Regions from separate parts of the Mus musculus genome. Here regions 2 and 3 are each linked to region 1. The links are chromatin loops, found by intact Hi-C in ENCODE. Cell type or tissue: gastrocnemius. All regions are shown on one strand. Each heading gives the region's core, and the rest is flanking DNA. Links, peaks and the distances in the headings are about the cores only.

Region 1 (3,827 bases), core at 839-3,338:
CCTCAAGCTCTAAGAATGTCATCATAAACACTGTGGGAAATTATTAAAAAGAAAAATTTATGGCAAAAGCTTAACATTTTAAAACTGTAACAGTTCATCATTATATTATTATGCTGATCTTTAAAGAGCAAAGGTAAGTTATATCCTCAGCTAAACGCTGCATAGTAGCATCCAGGAACAATCATGTGTGTGCTTAGTTTCCAGAGCACTGCACTTGGAATAGCTACACCATGGCCTTTCTACAGGCACCCCTGGCAACAGAAACACCACACAAAGTGAAGGGGTGTGGGAACAATGACTTTACGTGCCCTTTCCTACCTGGTTGTACATGTACCGCAACATGAAGTCCATCAGGAAGGATTTCCCTTTTCTAAAGGCTCCAGCAACAGACACAGCAACCACCTCCTTGTCTCTGACGGCCTGGGACAGAAGGATGCGGTTCAGCGCAGCCTCGTCTAACTCAAAGGAATGGTCGTCCTTGACGATGAGGACCTGGACAGGCCCTGCCTTTCTCACTGGCTCCTCCTCTTCTGAGCTCCAGTCACTTGACTTCTCTGAAAACCCACCTGTGGAACAAAATACCAATTACTTCAGCTAATTATCTCAAAATGCCGGATACAGGTGACTCTCAACTCTCAAGCAGAGTGAGCATGTTCATCTCTAGTCACATGTTTTATATCACTCAGACCATGTCACCTGGACCAGACCGGGACTTGTCTTCCTGGTCATGGGATGCAATCAACCATTATTTTCTTTTTAAAATGCTCTAAGTCTAAGTCGGTACAAAGTTCTTTACTAAACAAGAAAAAAACAACCTAAGCAAGCACTCAACTTTTGAAACAGATGAATCTCATGATTGTATTTCTCATGCGCCATCCTCTAAGAGTAGGCTTGGTTAGTTAAACAAATCCTTGCAGTGCCTCAGTGCCTACGCATGAGTGTATTGAGAGTGTACATGCACATCAGTGTGCATACAGATGGAGGTCACAGGTCAATCACTCTGCACCCTGTTTGTCTTAGGCAAGGCATCTCACAGACTCGGGAACTCACTGGTTCAGCTAGACTGGCAGGCCGGCAAGCCCCAGGGATCCTCCTAGCTCTACCTTCCCAGCACTAAGCTTATGGGTGAGTACCACCATGCCTTGTTTTTGTATGGTTGTGGAGAGCAAACTCAGGCCCTCAGGCTTGTACAGAAAGTGAATAACTGAGCCCAAAAACTTGTATTCAGACCTTTACATGCATGTCCACACTCATATCATTAACGTACATGTGTGGCATACATATATACATACATACATACATATTATTATTTTTATTTATGTATATGGTATGATAGTATCGTGTGTCTGTGTGTGTGTGTGTGTGTGCGCGCGCACCTTGTTTGTGCAGGTTCCCATGGGAGTCAGAAGAAGACATAGTATCCCTGGAGCTGGAGGTGTAGCTAGTTGTAAGCCACCTGATGTGGGTACTGGGAACTGAGTTCAGGTCATATGGAAGAGCAACAAATGCTCTTAAACACTAAGCCATCTCTCCAGACACCATATTTTAACAAATAAGCAAACAGACAACAAAAAGAATGACCCAGATGACCACAAACTTCAGAAGCCAATCAAGAGACCAAATCTAAGAACTCATGAGATAGAAAGAGTTAAGATAAATACTAAAGCATAGGGTGTTCAATGAAGTTACAGCAGACAATTTCCCAGCCTGAGGAAGAAATGAACGTCCAATCCTAAGAGGCACTTAGAATGACAAACAGAAAACACAGGAGAAGAACATACACTCAACATGCAAAACCACTGCACCTGCACAAGCACACGTGCACCTCTCCAAATTAACAGATGTAGAGCAACTGTTAATTCAACATAATAAACTTTATTATAGTGTTCTTATGTATTTAGCACTTTGTTATGTCTCATAAACTCCTTATGAGAATTTGAAAATATATCTATTATGCTTTAAAGTTTTACTTTTGGTGTTTAAGTTCTATCAGGAGTTAGTACTTGTATAAAGTATATAGTAGAAATCAAATTTTTCCTATATCAATAATACTTATCTTAATTAAAATAGTTTAGAAAAGTTATTATCTATAGTATGGAAATCCTCTCTTGTCTAATTAATATTAGTTTAGGCTATTTTAACCCTTTGGAGCTGTATATTATAATCAATACGATAAATTTGTTTTATAATTAAAATTGCACTGTACTGCTAGGCACAGTGGCAATCCAATAACTGCGGAAGCTGAGGCAAGAGGATCTTGAATTTGAAGCTAGTCTGGGCTTTGTAGCGAGAAACGGGTTCCTATGCCCTCTTCTGGCCTCTTCAGGAACTGCATACATGTGATGCTCAGGTGCAGGCAAAACACTTATACAGAAAATAAAAATAAAACCTTTTTTAAAATACTAAGAATTATGCTAGTTTAGTAGAGTCGTGGTTAGAGATTTTCCTCCAAGATGCATGACTTCATTGTCCCTGAGTAGTAGGTTTCCAGTACCAGGAATGGTTTCCCTCTTGTTGAGAGGGTCTTAGGTCCAATTAGAGACTTGGTTAGCACAAGTTATGTGTGCCAGCATAATCTCTAACAAAAATGTAAGCATTTGTCCTTATACCCAGACAGACGTAGTCTTCACTTCTCCCTTATCAAGGAAAATTCTCTTGTGAAGACCACAACAGAAAACCACACCCAATCAAACTATAGTGTTATGGAGTCCATTCCCAACGGCCACATCTACCAAACACTCCCACCCACACCCACACCCACACCCACACCCACAGCTCAGGGAACATAACGGAAAGGAAGGAAGAAAGACTGTATGAACCAGAGGACCATGGATTTTGCTGTGAGATACTATGTAATATCTCATTATAGATTATTTACTCTTTATTCATAACCCTGCCTTTTCATGGTACACACAGAAACCTGTGGTCACATCCCTAGATCCCTAGATATTATGTAATATCTCACAGCAAACTCCATGTAATATCTCCTTGTAACATCAAAAGCCACAACCATAAAGTCTCACCAACATCACTGCCCAAATAGACATTCCAAAGTGGACAGAAAAAGTTCATGAGGTCTCAGTCTTACACAATGAACTCCAAGCAACTAAGAAATGCTGACACTAGGAGGACCAGTGTTCCCTATGGAAGAGCACACCAGTAGTTATCCAGTATCAAATGGTCAGTCCTGATACAGACAACATTATACCAATTGAACATGATACACTTAAGAATATATGTATATACGTATATGAATATAACAATTAACGAGAAAAGAGGCCATGAACTTGAAAGAGATTGTGTGTTAGGTATAAGGGAGGGAGGGCTTAGTGCTGCTGCCGTGTGAGCTTCCTGGATAAGGCTCACTGTTTTTCACAGCTTTGATGGGTGTACTCTGGAGAGGCACAGCCTAAGGGGCTTTGTTCCAGAATTGCTTCTGCTACTGATGTGCCTTCTCATGTTTGTCATTGCTGTGTGTCTGGCCTGGTGTGACTAGACATGGGGAAACCTTCAATGCCTAGATAACCTAGTGTGGTTACTTCCTGAGTGAAATTATTATTGAGCAAATTTCCCTGTAGATCAACATAAAAATAAACTTTCCTGAGATAATACTGTTTAGATGAATTAAGGACTTTACAGGATTCCTGATTTGATTTAAATGGTTTAGGAAGTTAGAGTAGTGGATAGAAAGTCCAAGGAGATGGTTTAAGTTGCTGTGCCTGAAACACAGAACACAGCAGGAACTCCTTGTAGGAGTAAGCACAGCCTGCAGAGGTAGAAGCGAGCACAGAGAACGTTCAGGCATGGCAAGCACACACTTGAACTTG
Region 2 (3,827 bases), core at 575-3,074, 140 kb before region 1:
ACAGGCAGCTTGCTTGAGAGACCCAAGCCATTTGCAGGAGAACCAAAGCCACATGTTATAACTGGCCCAAGGAAGATTGATACAGAATTTGGCCAGTGGAGCAAGGCTGGATTTGTTCCAGACTTGTGATGAGGGGGAAGTTACCAGTACAAAACTACATGGCTCTGACCTTGGAGGAACCTCACTCAGAACTTACTATGCTAAGGTGTCTAGTTCAAATAAATTCCATTATGGTCAATGAATTTACTACCAGCACAAGTGCGTTGAATTCAGCTTTCTGGTCTACCTGTGGGACTGCATCTGTGTTTGCTCTCATTGACAGGTGCACCCAACCCATTCTTACTTCAGGAATTATTAAGGACTCCTGTTCTCTTTGTTGTCTGTAGTTCAGATGACCGTCAGGACTCAGTTCATCCATTGCTGCTGTTAGGACATCAACCTTCACTTTCCCAGTGTGATGTGTCCTTCTCAGTCCCCATTCTGTCTTGCCTCCTCTTTTCTGGTCCCCATGTCTTCATTGGCATGTGAACTTTATTGAGATTATAATATAATTACATTCCCACCCCCCTTTTGTGATCCAAGTCTTCCCATATACCTCTCCTTGCTCTCTTTCAAATTTGTGGTCCCCCTTTTCATTAAGTATTGTTACATGCATATCTTGATTGTATATACATAGATATTATAAAGACTGAGAAGGTTATACTTAGGAATATCTATATAAGTGTTACTCGTGTGTGTGTGTGTGTGTGTGTGTGTGTGTGTGTGTGTGTGTTTTCAGGGCTCAGTGTTTGGTATTGAGTAATGGCTTGGTGTGCTCTTCCCTAGGGAAGACAATGTCTTCTCTCAGCTTTCCCTATGTGTCTGTAATTCTTTGTGTAGGGTTGAGGCATGTACATTAGTGTCCTCTGTGTTCAACTCATGTTTAAGTGGTCATGTTGGTGAGACTTCACGAGTGCCTTTACAACCTTTCTGCCTTCTCTTCTATATATGTACTTTGTTGGACAAGAAATAAGTATGTGCTGCTCTTGTGTGTGTTTCCAAGATGTAGCATGAAGGAGATCGATCACTCAGCACTTACCCACTGAAGAACAAATGTGTAAATTTGAATTCACATTTGGTGAACTCTGCATATTCCATTTAGGCTGGTTTAATGGGTTCTAATAGGTTCTGTTGTTGAATAAGTAACCTTAAAAATGACAAGACAACTTCCTAGTGTCATGCAAAGACAGTACTTTGTGCTGGCAAGGTTGGCAAAGATCAGTCTATTTCAAGAGGTTTCAACCTCTTGATTGGTGGTCTGGTTAACTGAAAAGAGCCCGTTCCGACTCAAAGGCTAAAGTCATGCGTCTAACCCACATGGTGACTTGATAGCTAGGGAGAAATGTGGTCCAGAGGCTGGGTTCAAATGTGTACTCATTGTCTGTTGCCTTCTCTAGCACTGGAAGACACAACGCAGTGAGGAGTATGAAGCAGAAGGTAAGCAATTACAGTGGGGTTAGGGGGACCACTGAGGAGGGAAAGCCCTGGCTGCTATGGCTAAGGCACTCTGTGCACCACTTTCCTCCTTCTTGCACTAAAAGGAAGTGATATGCTAAGATTAGGACCAACAGCAACAGACAAAAAAAAAAAAATTTCCAAGTGACACTTTACACTCTTCAAACCCTGGCTATTAACACTGTAGGAAAGATGGCAGTGACTATATAGCAGTCCATGTATAGAGGACGACTGTAGTGCAGACTGTCAAAGGGGCTCGTGAACATCTCCAACATGCCCAGCTTGTATCTATAGATTTATAGATGATATATTATGAAGTATCTATAGATAGACTATGAAGCACAACACAACAATCATGTGGCCACCAGATGGCACTGTGATTCAGCTCACGTTCCTGCCTAACCCCCAGATGAAGTGTGGATAGTAAGTATAATTAAAACAATGTGTTCTCTGGCTCTCCAGCCTGGGATAATAGTACAGTAATGGGTTTAAATTCTGTCAATAAATATCAGGAATGACACTGAGTGCCCTTCCAGCCTTCCATGGTTCTCCCAGGCACATAAAATCATGCCCACAAGTATCCCAAGTCTAAGCAGTGACTTCACGCGTTCACATTTGCATTGCTAGTTTAGAAGCAGGGTGGCTAATGCAGGATAAGTAGTCTTGGCATTTGAGTAAGTAGTTTGACCCTGTCGTTAAACAGAACCTAGCATACATCCACAGATGCTAACACACTCACAGTTCGCAGCCTTGTCTTTCAAGTGAGTCTCGGGTTTCTGATTTGGAAAATAGATGAACGTTAGAGGCTCATTATGGCTGTTTCCTTCCCAGGAAAAGGTGCTATAATACTTAGCCCAGAAAGACGGCAGAAATGAAGCATTGGGAAAGCAAGCGCCAGTTGAGGCATCTGACCTCATGTGTATGAGACAGTGTTTCTTTCTCATGGGTGATTGTCCCAGAGCAAAAGCTGCCTTCAGTTTACATTTGGACTTCAACTAAATCAGAGTGGGTCAACATTTGTAGTCATCTCATACAGTGTTCATTATAGGGCAGGAAAGATGGCTTAGCAGTTGTGAGTATTAATTGTTCTTCCAGAGGACCCAGGATCGCTCTCCAGTACCACACAACTGCTCACAACCATCTGTGACTCTAGTATCCCTGTGAGCACTCTATGTATGTAGTACATGACATGTACGCAAGCAAAACACTCAGCCATGCAAAAGAATAAAAAACAATAGAAAGAATTGCCTTCCAAGGGTACCTTTCCATAGCAGGCACTGTCTCTGTGCAAGTCCTTTGGAGACAACAGAGTTTTTGCTTTGATTTTAGGCCAGCTGAGGTTTTGGAACCCAGATGACCTGAATGCTTCACATGGTGGGTCTTGCCCTCCTCCAGACTGGATAGAAGAGAAACTGCAAGAGGTTTGTGAAGATCTGGGGATCACTCGAGATGGTCACCTGAACCGGAAGAAGCTGGTTTCCATCTGCGAACAGTATGGATTACAGAATGTGGATGGAGCGGTAAGCCCATAGCTGGGGTCTGATTTGGAATAATGAGAAGAGCTTTGTCTGCCCCCAGGCTGGTAAGAGCAGCACTGTGACTTCCTTATTAGAGACACAGCCTGCCTGCCTGCCTGCCTGCCTGCCTGCCTGCCTGCCTGCCTGCCTGCCTGCCTGCTTTCTTGCTTGCTTTCTTTCTTTCTTTCTTTCTTTCTTTCTTTCTTTCTTTCTTTCTTTCTTTCTTTCTTTCTTCCTTCCTTCCTTCCTTCCTTCCTTCCTTCCTTTCTTCCTTTCTTCCTTTCTTCCTTTCTTCCTTTCTTCCTTTCTTCCTTTCTTCCTTTCTTCCTTTTTTTTTCTCCCTAAAAAGACATTCTACAAGATTTGGGAAAGTCATGTTTTGTGGCAGAAATCAAAGCTGATGTGGCTGAACTTCCTGAATGTATAGTATGGTCACCTACTGTGCTAAGTATGTCACCCCACATGAGACGCATCAACCAAACCAAACAGTAAAACATGGGAGAATGCAGAGGAGGGATGAAGAGAGCCTCAGGCTTGAGTTAGGAGAACTTTGAAAGCCAGCCTGCTGCATGTTCAGTTCTGGAAAGTTCTCAGTGTCATCTTTGGGCCCTTGGGTAGACTAGAGCAGTTCACAGGACAGGCTGCCTCTCTAGCCGTGGTTTGAAGTTTACATCACGCTGGTGTGAGGAGAGCCTTGGTTATATAGAACAGCCAGACTCTGGCTACGAGGAAATGGGGCCAGGTAGCTTGGTAGTTTTGATAGCACAAAATGTCTTCAAGCCCCAGAGAGTTTATGACGTAAGATTCTGTTTTCCC
Region 3 (3,827 bases), core at 575-3,074, 220 kb before region 1:
ACTGCCAATAGGAAACTCTGTGACTGGCATCAGCAAGTTACTGATAAAAGCAAGACATTTTCACCAGCCTTGATATCCAACCAGACAGTTAGCCCAAATCTCCTCCTGTGGGGAGACTCTAGCACAGCCTCTGCCCTGTGTGGAATGCCTGCATCTGTGCAAAACCTGAAGTATAACTACACATAAAGGAAGAGTTCGGTCTGAGAGGTTTAAATAGCCTGCAAATTATGACCTGGGCCTTGATATGGTCTGTAACCCCTACCTGACCTGCCAGAGAGCCTACAATGGCCTTGGTCCAGTACACAGAGACCCTATTTGGCCCTGCCTTTAAGCAGAATCGATTGACTGCTTTGGTAAGAGAAAAGGGCTGAGTTTCCACCCTAGAGCTATCTGTGGTAACATGAGTTACCAGCAATTAGAAAGGATCAGTCAGGCTGTGACTGTGGGTAGTGTCACTGCAATGTGGGAGGGTTTGGGGAGGACACTGGGAGTGGGCATCTCTTTTCTCCATATCCGTGATACTGAGGAGGAGGCTTGGGCGTCCTTTCTGCCTAGGAAAACATGCCACTTTATCAGTCAGGATAGAGCACAGTTTCCAGGTTCCACTTAGGGCAACAGGACATTTTGTAAGACCTCCGTTTCTATGAAGCAAGAAGCAAGGCATGTAAAGTATGTAGATGAGCAAGAAATTGAAACAATTGGTGCTTGCCAGAAACTTTCAAGACTCCTGGCTTCTACCAAGGCAAAGGTATTTAGGTATTCTAGCCAACACCAGGTAGTTGTGCTTTCAGAATTTGTTTTGAGCCGATCTCACCATGCATCCTTGGTTGATTTCGAACTTACTATGTAGACTTGATTATCCTCAAACTCACAGACATCCACCTGCCTCTGCCTCCTGAGTTCTAGGATTAAAGAAAGGCATGTGCCACCATGCCCAGGTGATGGGGTCTCACGGTCTGTTCTTATTTCTGTGTATGTGTGTAGGTCGCTGAGTGTATATGCTGTAAGAGTGCAGGAGCCTGCAGAGGCTCAGATCTTCTGGAGCTGGGATTACAGGTAGTTCGTGGGTGCTGGGAGCTTAACTTCAGGTCCCTGGAAAAGTATTCTAAACTGCTGAGCCATCTCTCCAGCTCCTAATAGATATTCTAAAATCGATGTGTGAGTTATTGTCTTGTTCTGTAAACTGTGCAGAATTCAGTCTTCCTCACTACAGGGTTTGTACAGAATGGTAACATTGAATGTGCATCAGTGTGTTTGCCCCGCGGTCTCGCAGGAAAGCTATCATTAGTAGAACTGACTGTGCTCATCCCCAATAGGATTAAATGATTCCTTCAGCAAAGGTACGGTGACTTGGGAAGGAACAATATAACGAAGCCATCTGAAATGTAAGATGTTCAAAATTCACCTAGAGCATGCAACTCCTACCTACAAGCTAGGGCCTCGCTTTATTTCTCTCCCTCCATTGTCCCAGAGGCTAACAGACTGCAGGCAGCCTATAGCATTTAATTGACCAAGTATAAAAATAGACACGCTGTTGTAATTCTTATATCTAACACGTGGAGGCAGCAGTGAGCCGGCGAGAAAAGAAAACAAAGGTGACATCTTCGAACCAGAAAGTTTGAATGGGGGTGAGGTTGGGGGAAGAGATACCACCAGCTGGCATGGTTAAAAATCATTTTGTGTCTTTCTTAGTCGTCTAAAACCTATTATTAAAAGAGCAAACTCTTCTAGCATATGTCCTCTGGAGTGGTTCATTTCCCTACTCTCTCTCTCTCTCTCTCTCTGCATGTGCGTCTTAATAGAAAGCCTTCTTTTCTATTCTGTTACAGAGATGGTTATTTTGAAGATTGCAAACTTCCTCCTGCCCAGTCCAAGTTGAAGTTCCGGGGGGAGGAAAAACGTTCCAGGCCGGCAGCTGTGCGCTGTACTGGACAACAAGCACCGCCTTTGTGGAGAGCCTCGTGGGATGATACCCAGGCAGAAGGTTAGAGAAATGGGTCTCCAGCGGTTCCCTTTACTGGGAGGAAAGAGATGGGGCCACACCTTCTTCGAAGAAGGCTTCGTTTCATTCCCGCAGATATGAAAAACTATGCTCATGGTCCCCTCAACTTTTTGAAGAACAAGATGGGCCCACAGCCAATCCCCTAAACCCTCAAGTGAGCAGACATCAAGTAGGGAAGACAGATGGAAGACAGGCAGACTGTAGCAAGCTGCTCCTCCTGAAAATTGACACCCTAGAGGGACATTGGGGATCACTCTCCACATGGCCCCAGAATGCAGCATCTAGAAGGGCAGGAGAGCCCCTCCCCACAAGAGGCCTTTTGTGTGCCTGTCAGGCTGGGTTGTATTTTTAGACTTAGCTAGGCCTGCTCTGGATTTCCCCTCACACAGCTGCTGCCGCTGCTTTCCAAAGCCCAGCCTAGGAAGCCGGGCTTCCCTAAGCCTTTGTTTGCCTGAAGAACGGAAGATAATGTTTGACAGGGGAGGGAGAGTTATGGGAGCCTGCAGAATTCTTTCCTCAACTCCCAGACAAGAGGGTAAGTCTTGTCACCCTATCCAGCAGCATCTTGTCACATACACACACACACACACACACACACACACCACCAGTCCAGCCTAGGACCTCCAGCCCATATTTGATCAGGACCAGCTGCCTCATGGCATGGATTGAGCCCAGTACATCTTTCGGAGTGAGAGAAAATTTTACTCCATGAGAAGGAAGCTCAGACCCAAGAACCATATTCAAAGCCACCTCTCTCAGCCACTCTGGTAAACAGGCTCTTCCTGCGTATTCTGTTTTAAAGCATTTAATTATTCCTCCATCTATAAATAAATAAATACTCGCTTGCTGTAGCATTTTCTTTCAATTTGCTACTGTAGACAAATCAAGACATGATTTATTCTTCTGATGTTGGCAGTCTTAAACCTCCCTCATTTGTTTTTTTAATATATATTTTTTTATTTTATGTGAGTACACTTTTATACTGTTACTGTCTTCAGAAACACCAGAAGAGGGCACCAGATCATATTACAGATGGTTTTGAGCCATTATGTGGTTGCTGGGAATTGAACTCAGGACCTCTGGAAGAGCAGTCAGTGCTCTTAACTGCTGAGCCATCTCTCCAGCCATCACCACCCTCCCATTTGCATTTTAAAACCTTCCCAACACCAGAAGTTACCTGTAGGGACTAAGGGGTGAACATGTTTTTTTGTTTTTGTTTTACTTTCTACTTTTTTTTCCCTACTGTTTTATCTTTATTCAAACAATGAGCTGTTACTGTTTGGCAATGGGAGTATTTTTAAGGTACAGTGCAGACAGCCAGTGGGTGGGAAACGAGGCATTTCTTGGTGTTGGGATTTTTAGATCCTGGCTTTGATAGGATGGTGGGCCTGACTAGTATAGCAGTGAGATGTTGTAAGAGAGGTGGGAAAGATGGATGGAGAGGGAGAGAAATGCTGTTGGTTCAAGGCAGGACCTGTGGTTAGGAAAACCTAGCCCTGCAGTACCAGAATGTATGCCAAAGACAATGGGATCCATGAGATTGAAGGACATGCTACACAAAGCACAGTCTACTGGATCTTATGGGCAGAAGCATGTCCTAGACAGAAGCAACATATCAAGATCCCTGCACTGCAGAGCAAGAGAAAGCATTCCTATCTAAACCTATGGTCATTGGAGTGTTAGCCAGGCTTCCTCAAAAGCTGCAAGCATGCCCAAATTCGGTATAAGAGCAGTCCGGCCAGCCATGCAAGCTCAAATGACTGTCTTATCATATGATAAGATGTATATGATATCTTAGTGATACCATATACAATTTGGGATGGGG

What was found. Peaks named below come from ENCODE experiments on the same cell type or tissue, not always from the same donor. Only the 100,000 strongest peaks of a DNase experiment are listed, where the experiment ranks them.
Region 2: a loop joins it to region 1, with 6 times the contacts of the local background. A loop is called at or near these places in 5 of 42 quality-filtered maps.
Region 3: a loop joins it to region 1, with 2.6 times the contacts of the local background. A loop is called at or near these places in 4 of 42 quality-filtered maps.

Annotation. Positions count from the first base shown.
Region 1 is chr12:69,922,681-69,926,507 of GRCm38, reverse strand. It overlaps Atl1 (atlastin GTPase 1), which reads right to left. Exons shown (of 15, transcript NM_178628.5): 3 at 319-566. Among named protein-coding and RNA genes, the nearest start is that of Map4k5, 31 kb to the right of the region's middle. In gastrocnemius, for the core only: CTCF peaks have their summits at 2,316 (motif pointing left), 2,930 and 3,129; a DNase peak (open chromatin) is centred at 2,310.
Region 2 is chr12:70,060,338-70,064,164 of GRCm38, reverse strand. It overlaps Nin (ninein), which reads left to right. Exons shown (of 29, transcript NM_001081453.1): 4 at 1,437-1,476; 5 at 2,824-3,014. Among named protein-coding and RNA genes, the nearest start is that of Nin, 41 kb to the left of the region's middle. In gastrocnemius, for the core only: a CTCF peak has its summit at 1,857 (motif pointing right); a DNase peak (open chromatin) is centred at 1,864; H3K27ac peaks cover 253 bases.
Region 3 is chr12:70,142,952-70,146,778 of GRCm38, reverse strand. No RefSeq gene overlaps it. Among named protein-coding and RNA genes, the nearest start is that of Abhd12b, 9.3 kb to the left of the region's middle. In gastrocnemius, for the core only: a CTCF peak has its summit at 1,552; DNase peaks (open chromatin) are centred at 1,561 and 2,591; H3K4me3 peaks cover 378 bases; H3K27ac peaks cover 1,247 bases.